Regions from separate parts of the Homo sapiens genome. Here region 2 is linked to region 1. Evidence: read pairs that join two places in POLR2A ChIA-PET (ENCODE). Cell type or tissue: MCF 10A. All regions are shown on one strand. Each heading gives the region's core, and the rest is flanking DNA. Links, peaks and the distances in the headings are about the cores only.

Region 1 (8,345 bases), core at 83-8,082:
TTTAAGTTTTACTGTAGAAATGGATAGTGTGGGCTCTTTGTTATGGAGAAGTTTAAAAAGTTTTACGGTTTTCTTACACATATTTTAAATTTAGTTGGCAGAAGCAACACCTTTAAAGAATATTCTCATAGCAATGATGTAAAATATTAAATCTAAGTCCAAGAGTATCCAGTTGCAAAGAAAGTCAAGTAATTTGCATTATGTTTCTAAGGTTTCCGTTATACCGTTTAGAGTCTTGCAGTTGGGTTTCTATGTACCTTGCCTTTTCTCCTCATTAGCATATTTTCAACCTGTTTGTTTTCATTCTTGAATCATCTGTTACATGCAGATGTATTCAGCTCTAGTTTCCCATTTTGGGGTGAATGTTACCAGGAGTTTAAAGGTTGAGTCCTTATAGTCTTTCTTTAACTTAGGAAAAGAAGAGAATTGAGCCCTGAGAGCTGAGAGGTATAGTTTCAAACTTACTAACTTTAATGATGGGTATTTAGAGTCAGTACCACATCTGGTAAAAAGCTAGATTCTGTTTTGCTAAAGTATAGGTAAAACACTGTTATGCTGAAATAATGCTTTATAGAACTTTAAAAATGTGATTCAATTAGAATACTCCTTTAGAGTAGGTTTTAAGACAGAATTCAACCTTCATATATGTAAGATATGTATATCTCCAGTGAGCTCTCATTTATTATATATATGCTACAGTGACATAAATAATTCCAAGTCTGGTATTTCCTTTATAAATATACTTTTCATGTGCAGTTTTATACAAAGACTGAAATGAAACAGATTTCTGAGGCTATACAAATGTTTTTTCTTGAGGAAGAAATGATTACTTATTAAAATGGCTTCACAATTTAAACCAAAATAACTTTTTTTTGTTTCTGCTCTGAAATTTTTTTGAAGGGAAAAAATGTTGCCGAATGTTTACACTAACATTCATTTTTACCCATATGCTTTAAATCTGTGTATTTGTTTAACCAAATATTGTTTATTTTTAGAACTGTTTAATCTTTCTTTTTAACTGGAATTTTTTAACAGCAGTTCTTTGAAAATTAAATTGAATAAAATTTCACTATTTAAAGAACATTTTCTTTAGGAGTTTTAACCAAGAAGTAAATCATTTATTACCATTAGGTGAGACTACTCTTTGGCCAGGAAATAGAGACCAGAAGCAAAAATAAAATAGAGCAAATGTTTACCAGGAAAATGTGTTGTAATCCAAGCATATTCTTGTGTCATTTTTTTAAAAAAAGTAGCTTTAATGAAAGGTGTCACATGCAGCTATGAGTAGAAGAACCTTTCCCTGTACTTTGCAAGGAGACAAAATATGGATTTTGATGGACCTGTACAAACTTACAGTTTTTCAGGTTTCATAAAGGGAATTGAGAATATAAAATGAGACTACTTGGAAACTCCACAAATTTTAACTTATTTTTAGAATATAAGATAAACATTTCAAATTATATTTTAAAAATTTTATGATCACTTGTTGACTTTCTCTGAGATTCCACGATTCCAGAATTGTTTTTTTGTAAATATTTTGTCTGAATGTGGAATTCTCATTTGATAATAAACAGTAATTTTATTTAGAATGATAGCTATCCTCCACCTCTTCTCTGTATTTCTATTTATTAAAATTTACATTTTCTAATTGGACAACTCTGTGACCAAAATCTAGATCATTAGGGTGCTAAATTCTATTAACAAATACTTTGAGGTTTTCTGAGGATATCAACTAAAACTTCATCTCAGAAACCTTCTAGAAAAATTAAATTTTGTTTTAAATAATTAAAACCCATATTCAGAAACCAGCCTGTTTGAAAACTGACCTCTCTATTTACATATTACCAGAGGGTTCTTGCCTAATATGAAGAAAAAAGCTTGTGTTAGAGTTGGGTTTTATTTGGAGGTGGGGAGGACTTTTAATGCTGATAAGATAGAATTTTACTTATTGAGATACATACAGTAAGGTCAGTTAGACACTGTGTTTAAAATAGGGAAATTATTACTTAGTTTTTAATATTAGTTTAATATTTAAAAATTAGTTTTAAAAATATATTTAAAATTAGTTTATTGTCTTGAACTTAACTTTTCAATTTAATTTTAAACAAGTTTACTTAAGTCTAACTTTTAAAAGCTCAAGTTAATATTAGCCAAAATATACTTCTTAATGCTTATCTCTTATGCTCCATAGAAAAAAGTGTGCTTTTTTGGTGAATTAAGATTTAAATATGTATGCATACTGTTGTCTCTCTTGGAGAGAGTCATGACGCACATTAATATATTAGAGGGTCTGAGAACTTTGTTTAAACTAGCAGTAGCCAAATTTATTTGTCAGTGGAATCCTTTTTTCATGCAACCCCCATTAACCTCCCAAAACACACTTTGAGAAATTATGCCCTTAGCCTTTTCTCTGCTTTTGAGTGAAGAAACTTATTCTGATTCAGTCCTGTTGGTGTAAAAATCATCTTCCTGCTGACCCTTCTGTTTATCTGAAGCCCTTAAAAATTAATAACGCTCTAGTCTCCATTTGGTACCAAGTGCCTGGTGGTGGGGGACTCTGTCTCAGAAGCAGTGATACTTGATTCAGTTGTCTCACCTCCTCTACTCATCTATCCAGTCCATTGCAATTTACTCTAAGTACTTCAAACTGTGTCCTTGGAAGACAGAGTTGCCTGGAGCTATTCCAAGTTGGCAAAGGGATGTTCTAATAAAGCTCTTAAGTGGTACTACTTGCTGATCAAGAGCAGAGGATAAGGGTGTTGAAAATGTGATGCTGCAAAGGTCATTTCATGAGGCACTAAAGTCCATTTTTAAAAGGTCTCCACTCCTTTCACCCCATAATTTTGAGTATTGGAAAGATTTACTAATGAAGCTCTTTGCTGTGTTATCCCTGCCAAGAAACAGACTTTAAAAATATATTATTTTCCAGATTCATGACATAGGAATCTATTGAACCCTTCCACCTTAAGTTTGCTCCATTCCTCAAAATGTGTTTCTATCACTTATATATTTTGTTTTTTGTTTTTTTAAAAAACAAAAAAAAAAGTCTGTGAGAAGGAAATTGATTTGAAGGTTTTAGCCTAAAACACAGTAAATACTCAATGTAAAGCCATTACATGAGTTTTTATGTCCATAGTACTTTTTTTTTTTTGAGACTGAGTCTCGCTTTGTTGCCAGGCTGGAGTGCAGTGGCCCAATCTCAGCTCACTGCAACCTCTGCCTCCCGGGTTCAAGTGATTCTCCTGCCTCAGCCTCCTGAGTAGCTGGGACTACAGGTGCATGCCACCATGCCCAGCTAATTTTTGTATTTTTAGTAGAGACGGGGTTTCACCATGTTGGCCAGGATGGTCTTGATCTCTTGACTTTGTGATCCGCCTGCCTCGGCCTCCCAAAGTGCTGGCATTACAGCTGTGAGCCATCGCGCCCAGCTCGTACTTTTTTTTTTTTTTTTTTTGCATGTGAAAGAGATGGAGCAACTATAGCAGGAAATTTTATTTTGTATCACCAAAAGGAAGTTTGCTTGTTCGTATCTACGATTGACATCTTCAGTACTTGCTGAATAAGCACAAATGATTCCTTTTCTATCGCAATATATATGTTTGCATCTACCTAAGAGATTTTAGATTTGTGAGTGTATGGAGCCCTCATTAGTATGAGAGATTAATTTATTTCAGTGTTTGAGCTGTTACTGAGCTTAAAATCTTAAAAAACACACACAATACAACACCAGCTCTGTAATCTTTTTACCGAGTAGACTATAATAATTCCAGAAGATTTAACATAGTTTATTAGATGAATGGCTTGCAACTTTAAGGGACCATAAACTTATATTTAAAAATTATCATAAGTAAAACAGGATTCTGACAGTAATGCATGTAATCTAATTCACTAATGTATCAGTTGTGAATACTTTTTAGATATCCAGTAAACTAAAATGAAACAGTGGACATACAACAAACATGTGTAACAGAAGAAAACCCAACTTTAGAAGAAAGTAGTATTTGTGTAATATTTAATGTGGTACGATAGTAGTAGCATTACAAGATTAGTGATCAGCTGGGGTTATTAAACCAAAGTTTGCCTCATGCTGTCGACGTTAAGCAGCCACTTGGTAAAGCCTGGGAAGTAACATGTGCCTCAACAGTTAGCACTTAAAGACTGTGTTTTAACGAGTCTCCAGATATGTATTTACATGATAGACCATACTAACACCTTTTAGTGTTATCTGTCAATCAAGATTTCATAATATTCCTTTACAAAATGTATCTGCTGTCCACATCCATTATCCTACTCTACTTACTTTGTATTTTTATGTATTTATTAGGAATTCATAGTCACCTGACCTCTTGGCAGCCATCCCTAAACTTCACATTAACCCTGCTTCTCAGGGATTGCAGGGGTCATTTTAACCCCCATGAACCTGAAAGGTCCAAATAATTCAGTCCAAAGATGGTTGAAAAGGGATCTGCAAAGTCTCCTCCCACAAAGAAATGCTTTATTTCATGCATTTGGCAACCAACCCCTCCCATCTTTTTATTTTTATTTTTATTTTTGGTAAAGGGATTTTACATCAGACAGATATTATTAAAAAATTTTATTTAACACTCAGACACATTTTATTCTAAAACGAATGCTTGCTCAAGAGTCTAAGAAGGCTTCATGGGAAGAGCAAAGCAATCTAAGCCATATGTATTGGGCAGGTTGCCAGTTGTTTGCCAATATGCCCAAGCCACCTGGCTGTGCATTCAGCCAAGTATGCCATTCCGACCAGCCAGCTTTAACCTCCCGGCTGCTTTTCAGCACTTAGGAAACTCCAAAGGCCTGGGAGCTGCACTTCATTTCTCCCATGCCAATAGTTTTCACTTATACAAACTGCACAGCTACACTGACCGGTAACTCTCAAACGCCCATTTTGAATGAGCTCTCCTTTTGTTTAAAGCACCATTCACTGGTGTTGAACCAGTGCCATAAGATGAGTCTGGAGATAGCAGACTGAAACCTTTACCCATATGCCATAGACAGACACTTTGACTGACAAGCAGCATTTTTTTCCCAAGCCTGTAGCGACAGGGTTTTGTGATTCTGGTTTGCTGAGATTTGGATTGGCTTTATTTGCCGCTGGTTTCAATTTTATTTTGGGTGGTTCTAACTTTTAAATGTTTGGAAACGTTTGTTCATTTGATTTTCCCTTTTTGTTTAGTTTAGAAATTGGTTGAGCTGTTTCATAATTTATCAAGCTTGATTTCATAATCTTTGGCAATCTAGGTCAGGAATCATGCAGAACAGGCACGATTTGATGATGGGATCTTGAAGACTGATTCGTTCTTTTTAAAAGTCACGATAGAGAAAGCTTTACTCCTGAAAGGCGGTATTCTTTCTTTCATCAGGGCGTAAAAATTATATAATGCCTTGTTTCCCTTTTTGCCTTGGCTCCCAAGAAACTCAGAGATAAGTTTAATTCTTAACCTTGGTGAATATTTCAGCCTAAGTTTTTGCCCCCACTACTTCTCTAACCCCTGCAGTTTTTGTTCATGTTTTTCTTCTTTTATGGACTTAAATGTGTATGTGTGCTAATTTACTATATGTTTATGAACCATCTCAAATTATTTTTGGAAGGTAGATGAAGTAACCAGTAAGTAAATAAAACTTCAGATTAGAAACTTTAGTCTATTCCTAATTAAAATCTTTAAGTGGCCTTGTCTGGTATCATAAGCAGGTGTTTCAGATTCATTATCTCAGGTTTTAAATGAGGAAAGCTGTGAATATTTAAGCCTAGAAGTTTCATTATTATAAATTTTTGTGCTAGCCTTTGGACTGACCAATTTATTATTTTCTATCACTATTGTGGTCTGTACATTCTCAAGTTGATGCCATTTCCCTCTTCCCGGCTCAATGACCACTATCTCTCAGATCTTGAAGATCTGTTTTGGCTTGGTTCCAATTTAATCAGTCTGAATGGATCCTATTGAGTAACTTGACTCATTCACCCTGCTAAAGAGAGTCTGAATACACTATTTCTGAAGGTTTTTTTAAACCTATTATAATGTTCTTTTTTATTAGAATTGTCAGTCATTTCAGGAAAAACATGTGATCTGTATGTAAGTGTGTTTTGAGAGTCCATTTTTCATCCCATTAATAAGACCCATTCGAATTGTAGCATTTTGGCCAAAGTCCTGTGACACACTCAACAAAGCCGTGAGCAAGGTGGAGTTGCACCAGCTCACAAGATGGATAGACAGAGCTGGGGGAAGTGTCCCAGCGGGTTTTTGCAGTCTGTCAGAGGAGCTGCAGCTGTAACCACCCATCTGTGCATCCTTGGCTTGGACTGGGCTTCAGTATTGAACACTTACCCTGAAGAAAGATGTTCAAAGAAATGGATGGTGTGGCTCAAATAATAATGGCCAAAATGTGACAGGGTTAATGTTGGAAGAGAAAAACTATTATGTTCCAGAAACTATGAGATTTAGCTTTTTGGCATTTCTAAAATTTTAAAATTTCTGCAGTATTCAATTCATTCATTCATTTTGTTTTTTTCTGGACCTGGTAGAAATACTGGGCTTTCTGTATTTTTTAAAAAAAATGTGTACATGAAGGTTTTCGGTGTAATGTTAAATCCAAAAGAATCCTGAAGATCATATTAGTAGTATTTTCCCTGATTTATGTTTATATCTTATGATTTAAGCTTTCTTCGTTAGGCAGCCACATTGTATGTCTTTGCTCTCTAATGTTTATTATCTCCTCATTTATTCTGAGATATAAATTTTTCTTTTGAAAACATTTGAGTGCAACAATAAGCTCAATAATCCTGAACAAAGAAAAGACTATTAATTATTTGTGCCTTTAAAGGTTAATTATTTCAACCTTAAAAGAATCTTATAAGAACCCATTAATAAAAAAGAATGCAAATATATTGCCCAAAAAAATACACAAATTATTGTCTTTCATATAGGGGAGGAAATAAATATGTTTCATCTGAATTGTCTGAAGTAAGTCATGAATGGAGTCAGGGTAAAAGAAAAAAAAAAAGCAACGTAATTTTTTCCTTTATTGGAACCAAATTTCTTAATTCCTCTGTACAAATCAACTTGACCATTTTATTGAACTAAAAAGCATAAAATATAAGATCACGTTAAAGATATTCTTAGAAAGATAAATTACTATGTCATTTTTCTCAATATAACCCGCAAATTACTCAGTCATATATTCTGAAAATAAATATCTTTTGTATTTATGCTTGAAATTTTGTGATATATTTATAGTGCAGTGAATTTTTCATCCCATCTCTCAAATATTTTCTCATGTACATAGGCCTCCAAAACATCATTGTTGCTCTAGGTAAGATCTTAGGAAATGTTTTATTAAAATTTCTTGTATTTGATTTTGTTTGATAAGCTCAAACAAAAATGGAATGTGAAACTAGATGTCATCTCAAAGAGAAATCAATATTGGTTCATTTATTGAATGCCTACTATGCTAGGTGCTATAAGAATCCCATCCTTGCTCTGTGATCAAAGTCTGATTGAATCAGGAGCTGTGTGTCTTTCCTTCCTCCCCAACATGCATTTATTGCCTTTTCATTCAAATTTTAAATATTTTAAATGTTGACTTTTCTACAAAAATCTGGGATACAGGTGTGAAAACCTTACTAAAAATCATGTGGAACAAAAAGAATTTGATACAATTTAGCATTGATTCCAAATTTTTTAAAACCAGTAACAAAGGAGAATAGTATCCTTAACAGGATAAAATTATCTATGTCATGTCAACAGAAGGAATCATACTGAATTGTGAAATATTGGAATCATCTCCCCTAAGATCAGGAAGAAAACAAAGATGGCTGCTATCACCATTATTATTTAATGTTCTTCTAGAAGTTTTGGACAATGTCATATTATATGACTTAGAAATAAGAATTATAACTATCTGAAAGGAAGAAATGAAATTATCACTATTTGGAAATGATAGAATTATCTACCTAGACAAAAGGTTTAATTAAAAAACATTTGGAATTAATAAGAAAATTTAGCAGAAGATCTAGTTAAAAGATAAACATCCCAAAGCCAAAAATTGTGTTATATAATCATCTCCAATAAGAAGCTGTGACAGAAAAAAGATCTCATTCAGGAGAGCAATAAAAAACAGAATATCTAGAAATAACCTTAAAATAATTTGACAGTAATTTGATGGAAAGACCTACTGTGAAGTGGGTGTTCTGAATTATGAGAGTTATATGAATAGGAAGGAATGGCATCTAATGGTATCACCCCTTAAATATTTCTGTCAAATCATAACCTAGAAGTTATCTCTTACTCTTCTTTCATGTTTCATATCTAATCATCCACTAA
Region 2 (8,345 bases), core at 84-8,083, 84 kb before region 1:
GAGAAGTCAAGAGCAAGAGTATTTTTTTCCAATTTCTTAGTAAAACAAAAAATATTTTCTTTCCTTTTTTCTTTTTTGTTTTTGAGACATGGTCTTTCTCTGTCACCCATGCTGGAGTACATTGGTGAGATAATGGCTCGCTGCAGCCTTGACCTCCCAGGCTCAATTGATCCTCCCACCTCAGCCTCCTAGGTAGCTGGGACTACAGGCACACGCCACCACGTAGGGCTAATTTTTGTATTTTTTGTAAAGATAGGGTCTCACCATGTTGCCCAGGCTGGTTGCAAACCACCAGACTCAAGTGATGCTCCTGCCTTAGCTTCCCAAAGTATTGGAATTACAGGCATGAGCCACTGCTCTGGCCAAAGTTATTTTCAAAATACAGTGGTTTTACCCCACCACCCTTAGAGGTAGAAAGAATCTTTGACCCCACCACCCTTAGAGGTAGAAAGAATCTTTGTTGCCGGACAGATTTGTGGTAAATCCTGGTTTCTCACTTTCTGATAAAGAATTAGTCATTTTATTTGTTTGTTTGTTTATTTATTTATTTATTTATTTATTTATTATTGAGACAAGATCTTACTCTGTTTCCCAGGCTGGAGTGCGGTGGTACAATCTCAGCTCACTGCAACCTCCGCTTCCTGGGTTCCAGAAATCTCCCTCCTCAGCCTCCCAAGTAGCTGGGATTACAGGCATGTGCTACTGCACTCAGACTAATTTTTTGTATCTTTAGTAGAGACATGGTTTCACCATGTTGGCCATGCTGGTCTCGAACTCCTGGCCTCAAGTCGTCCGCCCACCTCGGCCTCCCAAAGTGCTACTATTACGGGTGTGAGCCACCGTGCCTGGCTAGAATTAGTCATTTTAAATTCACTGGGGCTGGGCGCAGTGGCTCATGCCTGTAACCCCAGCACTTTGGGAGGCCGAGGTAGGCAGATCACTTGAAGCCAGGAGATCGAGACCAGCCTGGCCAACATGGTGAAACCTCATCTCTGCTAAAAATACAAAAATTAACTGGGTGCCTGTAATCCCAGCTACTTGGGAGACTGAAGCACAAGAACTGCTTGAACCCGGGAGGCGGAGGTTGCAGTGAGCTAAGATCACGTCACTGCACTCCAGCCTGGGCAACAGAGCAAGACTGTCTCAAACAAAACAAAAGAACAAAACTCTCTGGGCTTGATTTCTTAATCTGTAAAACAGAAATAATTCTTAACACATTTGGTTACTCTGAGGATAAAAGTGGAGGAAAAAACATGCAGAGGATAGTCCGGAACTCCCCATGTAGATCCCATTATTAGGTAACTGAGGTACAAGTATCTTAGGCTACTGGTCCGGGCAGGCTTTGCTGAGGGGCTCCGTGCAGCTTGCTGGTGCAGCCGAGCAAATGGGCCTGTAGCCGACTCTTAATCCAGGTTGGTGCTATTCAAAGAGATCATCTTTCACCCGAGGGATTTCTGGGCATCTATTTTGCGGATCAGAAAGTAGAGAAAGAAGGTAACTTTGCCGAAAGCTAGTCTGGGGAGTTAGTAGCTGATACAGATCAGCATTTCCTAACTATGAGATTTCATAATATTCTCTCTTGTCTCGATTCTGAGTCACTGGTGCCTGCTGTGGTGGCATTGTTCATGAACATGTACAGTTATTGGGAAGTGATCTTGTCTTTCCTCCTGCCTTCAGGCACTGCTACCTAAATTACACCCCGACAGATGTATTCCCATTCTTCTTTAAAAGACTATGTCATGAGCTGAACTATTAAGTTTTAAAGTTGATAAGCATCAGGCTAAGCATATTTTTCCTGCCATCTCCCACGGAGGTATAACATTGTTTTCTATACTTAGGGAATTTACCAAAAAAAAAAAAAAAAAAAAAAAAGTTGGTATCTGCTAATGGGTCAAATTAGCAGGATGTTTTGAAAACTCAGTGGAAGAATAGCTCTTCCTGCAGATGCATGACCTGGTAGAAATCCAGACATTGGGCTCCACCAAACTCGAATGATACCCAATAAATGATGAGAGGAATATCCAAAGAGTTAAATGCCATGAGACCACTCACCCCCTAAACTCTAAATCCTTGTATGACCCTGAGACAGGCAGGCAGTAGGGCTGCAAGGCTGAGATAAGTACTGAAAATTGGCCCATATACATTTTGTTTTAACATAGCTCCTTCCTTTACACTTTTCTGTACCCCTGGCCTGAAGGCTCTACAGCTTGTTACATACTGATAGCTAAGTAAATGCAATCAACATTCCATGCTACTGCCTGCAGAAAAACCGAAATTGTTTACTGCCTCCAGGATGTTGGTAAATATCTGGCTGTATTTTTTTTTTTTTTGGCGGGCGGGGGCGGGGGGAGGCAATGGGTAGGAGAAAGCTAGTATACAGTGTCCCAATTTACATTATAAAATGCAAATTTTGTACTCCAGAATAAGAAACAACTTAGAGTAGACCTGTATTGTTCCAAAACTAATGAGAAATTATCATGTTTTCTATGTGTAGAAAAGTTTTCTCTTCGCAATGGCTTTACATATTTTCTGTAGGGAAAAATTCTATTTATAAAATAGCCTGGGATATGGAGAACTCAGTGATAAAAGGGGCAAGAACATTTTCAGATTGTTTTACCCTGCTGGAATGTAGCATGGGAAAGCTCCTTCCAAAAGGCTATTACCTCTGGGCATTCTGGCACAGTTGGGGAGTGAATTGGTAAGATAAAAATGGGACGAAAATCCCTATTTTCTGTTAAATACAAACAGGCTCAGAATGGGGCATCCTGCATTTAGGATTAGAAACTTCATTATACAAAAGCAGGGTGGAGAAACCCTAATTTGACAGCTAACCCAAGAGTGTATGGTGACCACAAGATTAACAGGGGCCAGCAGTGTGACATTGCCATTCAAAAAGCTGGTGCTGTAGTTGGGCTGTGGTCTAACCACAGCTGGGTTTTTTTTTTTTTTTTTTTTTTTGCCCAGTTTTGGGCACAGAATGCTAAGAGGAACGCCAACAGAATGGAGACTCGATGCCAATGAATTGGGAAATCATATTATGTGACGGGCAGTTGAAGAAGGCATGTCTGTAAAATTGAAGAAGAGATTTCTTAGAATGACCTCAGTAACAAGCTTAAATATTTAAGTGTCTGGTGAAAGTAGGGGTGGGATAGTCTCTGATGTGCTACAAGATCGAAGAAGGAGTTAAGTCCTTCTCTAGAGCCTCAAACCCCTGCTCAGCATGAAAAAAACAACAGAAACCCAAGTTAACATCTCCTTGCAATATCTGATCTGTTTTTCCAATACATCTGCTCATCTTGTTTCAAAACAAGTAGCTGTCACCATTCTTAACCCTGTCGTCCAAACCAGAAACCGGGCATCATCTTTGACTGGTCCCCTTTACTCAGGGGGAAAAAAAACCATGTCTTTTAAAGTCAGCGCCTATAATACTGGTCTTTGGTTTATCTCCAATAACTCGATTGTTAACAGCCCTTGAAGGGGAGGCAATACTGTTAAACTTGATAATTTCTAAAGAGTTTTGAGCTATTTAGCACGAAGTGATGCCAAGAAAAAGGAATACTAACATTACTCACAGCAGAGGGAAAAATTTTATATCCTTTCTGAAGGCCAAGGTTAAGTTCTGTGTGACTCAGCACATTGACTTTCTATATGACCCTAAATCCCTTCTATTTCCTGATCTACTTGTCTTGACCTGTTTCATTTCCACACCAAAATAGTTTCATTAACACAGCGATCATGCTCAGGAGATAGTGGCTAACTGATGTAATTAACTGACATGTCAAAGGCTATTGGTTTATTGCATATGCAACTGTCTTTCCTGGTGGGAAGATACAGTTTCTGCTGACATAATAGGTATGCAAACATGCCAAATTGCCCAATAATCTGCCCCCGTGATGGTGAGGTGTTTGCGGCCATTCTACTTACAGGAACAGAATGGCGGATCTGTTACTATGTTCTCCTAAAATGCAGCTGGCCAAAGGTGCTAATTGGTAAACAGTTAAAATAGAAAGAAGAGAAGGCAATTCAGTTTTGGGCCTTAGTGAGTTTTTTTTCCTTTTCTTTCCTTAAAAAAAAAAAATTGTGCTTTTGGCATGCTAATGCATGCATTTAGTCTCTGCAAGAAATTTCCATTTAAGAAAGAATTTAAAAACATGAAGTGCTCAATCCATATCTCCTAAACAACTAAAAAGACTGCAATTTCAAATGAGAAATTATGTTGCAAAGAAGAAAAAAGTTGTTTATTATGGCTCAAAATTTTAATCACCCAAGGGCTGTAAAGTTAAAAATAGACAATTCTGCCTTCTGTTTATGGTAAACTTGGCTGAGTCCCGGCAAATTTCAAAGCTGAACATACTGTATGTTATTTTTGCTTAATTTTAGATTCCACATTTTAAAATTATTTCTTACAAGAAGCATATTTCAGGATATAAACTTAGCCTGAAGAACAGTATTCTTGATTTTTGCCCATATTGAAACTCCTTTGAAAATAGTAAACTATGGTTTTGGGATTTTCCTATTCCCAAGAGTCCAAATGGGTACCTTTCTAAGTCTTTTACATTATGAATGAACACAGGATTATGAAATTGTAAAGGTTACTTTCTGCTCTCTAATTCCTTTACTCGTAATTTTAGTTTTCTTAACGGTATAACTTGATGCAAATATATACACAGTAGATACTAACTTTCACTGAAGTGTTTTCGGGAGGGAGGGGCACTTTACAAGATGTGTTGCCTTTAGTTTTTCCGGTAAGGAGACAGGAAGACACAGACACAGGCTCTTAGGGCACATGGAAAGCGCCTGCCCCTGTGCCAAGAACTTAAGAGAGAGCCGGGGATGGACCCTCCTTGCTGTGGCTCCTGAACAGTGCAGCCTCTCTTCTGATGCACTCACCCTGGCGAGGAGAACCGCTTGTGTGGCGACTGCTTGGCCCAAGAGCGAGTAGGATTGTTGACTCAACTCTCTTCGTGTCTCCTCAGAGAGGAGGAACACCTGGCTTCACCTGTTTACATAACTCTTGTTGATTCTTGTCCCTAAGCTCTTCCAGAATGCTCTTTTGGGCTTTTCCTCAAAAGGTTTTTAGAAGAACAAGCTTTTTGGGGTGGCAAGAAATTTAGGATGGAGATTTTTGTTTTTAACCTATTAGTCAGCGTGGCATCAGAGAACCACATGTGCCCCACAGTCAGTGGCATGCTCAGTAAATATTTGTTGAATATTATTTAAGTGAATGACTGTTTGCTGAAGAACAAGATTTCTCTGATGACCTTGACAAACGTATGTTTGTGATTAAGTTAATCATAGCTACCACTTAGAACTTCTTACTCACTAGACATGTAGCTGAACACTTCATATGTCATTCTGCTTTTTGTTTTTTTAAAGACAGGGTCCCTCCCACTCTGTCACCCAGGCTGGAGTATAGTGGTGCAGTCTCAGCTCATTGCAACCTCTGACCCCCAGGTTCAAGCAGTCCTCCCACCTCAGCCTCCCAGGTAACTGGGGCTACAGGTGTCTGCCACCACACCTGGTTAATTTTTGTATTTTTTTGTACAGATGGGGTTTCACCATGTTGCCCAGGCTGGTCTAGAACTTCTGGACTCAAGTGATCTGCCCACCTTGGCCTCCCAAAGTGCTAGGATTACAGGCATGAGCCACTGTGCCTTGCCTTCATATGTTATTTCTGATCCACTAGGTTTGGAACCTATCCCAGGACACCTGGCCATATAGAGTAGCTATATCGAGTCTATATTCAGCAAGTGCAGGGTAAGCTCTGATTCCATGGTCCTTCCAATATGCCATACCACCGAGGTTGAGAAAGGTGGTGTTAACAGTACCCATACGTTGACATAAGGCCTCTGAGAGGCCAAAGGATATGCCACAGTATTCTTTAAGGTGCTTAAGCCCTTAATCATGAAATGTTTTCCTAGGCCACAGTAAGAATCTACTTAGTTTACACACAATTCTAATAAATCCGGTTATCTGTTTTTCAAATACAAAGCAGATTGATTCATTCAGCAAATATTTTCTGAATACCTATTATGTGCCAAGTAGATTGTTCTAGATACAGTGAACAAAAAAGAATCCTTGCTCTGACAGAGGTGATGTTGCAGATTAATAGATCAGTGGTTCTCAAAAGTGTAGTTCCTGGATCAGTGGCATTAGCATAACATGGGGACTTGTTAGCAGTGCAAATGTTGGTCCCCACCCCCGACTTACTCAGTGAGAAGCTCTAGGGGTGGGGCCTGATTTTAAACAAGCCCTGTAGATGATTATGATGTATGTGAAAGTGTGAGAACCAGTATTCTAGAAGATTTTAAACAATTTGTGTTCCTATGGCAGATAGCTCTCTGGAGAACTTTGTCTCCTGATTCATTCCCAGACTACCGTGTGTGTGTACATGTGAGTGTTGGGGTCTTACCTTATAACGGCATTTAGTGATTGGCAAAGCTCAGATGCTGGGCCTCTATGGGGCAGAGGCACTTGGACATTTGTACCTAAGGATGTGGGCCCTGGAGTTACATGTACCTGAATTCAGATTCTTACTTTGCCAAGCACAGCCACAAGAACTTGGGAGAGTTAGGAAAACTCTCTAAGCCTTAGTTTCTTCATTGTGCAAATGAGGTTGACAGTAATAGGACCATACCTCCATTTGTAGCATGGCTACTTGGTACAAAGAAAATGTCCAGTAACTAGTAACAATTGCTTTTCTCTCTCCAGGATCCAGCACCTGGCCTGGCACAGGGTACATGCTCAGAGAACAAGTCTTTGAAAGAATGGGTAGATGTTTATTTTCCTTTGTATTAGCCATTAGCTCAAGGTCTGCAGCTACTTAATTCCAACCTGGGTCCATTTTTAGCAGAAGAAAAAAGAATAATGGGACTCAGCATCAAGGCGCACCTGACACAGAGTCCTCTTGGAAATGTGTGACCTGCCTCAGTTTAGCCACTGCTTTTACTTCATCCTCATCAGTCAGAGTATGACATTGCCTTCCCCTTTACCTCTTAATTTTGGAATATTTCAAGTGCCTCTAAAATTTTATTTAATTAAGGGGCTTCCAAATCTGCTTGTAGATATTTTATTCTTGAAATGCTTGTGGCATTAATAGTAAATCAGAATCAGACCTCCACCTATTTTGTGCCATTTCAGCACTAAGCCAAGGAGAAAAATTATTGAGGAAATTAATGCTTCCCTTAAGCACAGTAGGAACACGAAGCTAACATACTGCCGTATAACCTGATTTCACTGGTATTCTTTCTGAAATTTTTGTTTTTCTATTTCTATTGCATATTGGACTTCATGGCTAAAACAAAGTGCAATTATGAGGAGGATGTTTTCTCAAAATCTGTAGGGTCTGGTTGGTCACATAACCTTTCAGAAGAAACATTATCTACTGGATGACTTAGATGTTATTCACCAATAGATTATCAAGGTTTATCTCCAGATGTTCATTAATTCACTAAGTATTAATTGAGTATCTACTATGTGCCAAGCATCGTCCTAGGTGCTAAAGATATAGCAGTGAATGAATGGGACAAAAGTCTCTGCCCTCTTGGTATATACTTAGTTACTTTCTTTTTCACACATGGGCATGTGTGTAGGTGTCTCTGGAGTAATGCGTTATATGCAGGTGTTGAGCCTAGGGTGGTGTTGGGTGCATCATGGGCACTCACATGTTAATTTCCTGCACTGTAGATGATTGCTGATTCTCAGTGATATAATCCAGTCAAACCATTTGGCGTTCTTCTGCTTTAAATTTTATTGGTGAGGTTTAACTCTTCATTAATGAACGCTGTCACATTTTCTCTCTTCTCTGACATGTCCTGGTGCCCTGGGTTTGTGGGGTCAAGTCACTGCCGATTTAATTCAACTCTTCTTTGTATGACTACAAGTCCTGTGTTTTAGTTTCCTATTGCTGCTGTAAAAAATCAACATGAACTTAATGGTTTACAGTAACACAGATCTATTCCCTGATAGGTCTGGAGGTGGGGAGTCTCAAATCCAGTGTTACTGGGCTGAAATGAAGGTGTTCCGAGGACTGGTTCCTTCTGTAGGCTCCAGGGGAGAACCTGTTCCTTGGGCCTTCCAGCATCTAGAGGCTGGCTCTTCACTGCATCACTGCATTTGAGCTCCGCTTCCTTCTCCTGGACCTTTGACCCTCCTGCCTCCCACTTAAGGAGCCTTCCAGTTGCATCATTGGGCCTGCCTGAATAATCCAGGGTAATCTGTCTACCTCAAGATCTTCAACTTGATCACAGCTGCAGAGTCCCTTTTGTTGTATTCATGCATTCTGGACATTAGGATATAGACATCTTGGTGGTTGGTCATTGTTCGGCCGATCATACCTTGTGAGA

Evidence for each region. Peaks named below come from ENCODE experiments on the same cell type or tissue, not always from the same donor. Only the 100,000 strongest peaks of a DNase experiment are listed, where the experiment ranks them.
Region 2: POLR2A ChIA-PET joins it to region 1 with 17 read pairs; 5 of 35 experiments call an interaction of 5 or more read pairs at or near these places.

Annotation. Positions count from the first base shown.
Region 1 is chr1:61,222,119-61,230,463 of GRCh38, forward strand. The region is part of intron 2 of NFIA (nuclear factor I A); the gene reads left to right. Among named protein-coding and RNA genes, the nearest start is that of NFIA-AS1, 27 kb to the right of the region's middle. In MCF 10A, for the core only: no CTCF peak of the experiment used is centred there; a DNase peak (open chromatin) is centred at 4,733.
Region 2 is chr1:61,138,031-61,146,375 of GRCh38, forward strand. All of the region lies in intron 2 of NFIA (nuclear factor I A), which reads left to right. Among named protein-coding and RNA genes, the nearest start is that of NFIA, 60 kb to the left of the region's middle. RefSeq lists an enhancer at 3,557-3,701 and a cis regulatory region at 3,624-3,634. In MCF 10A, for the core only: no CTCF peak of the experiment used is centred there; DNase peaks (open chromatin) are centred at 1,541, 3,001 and 3,761.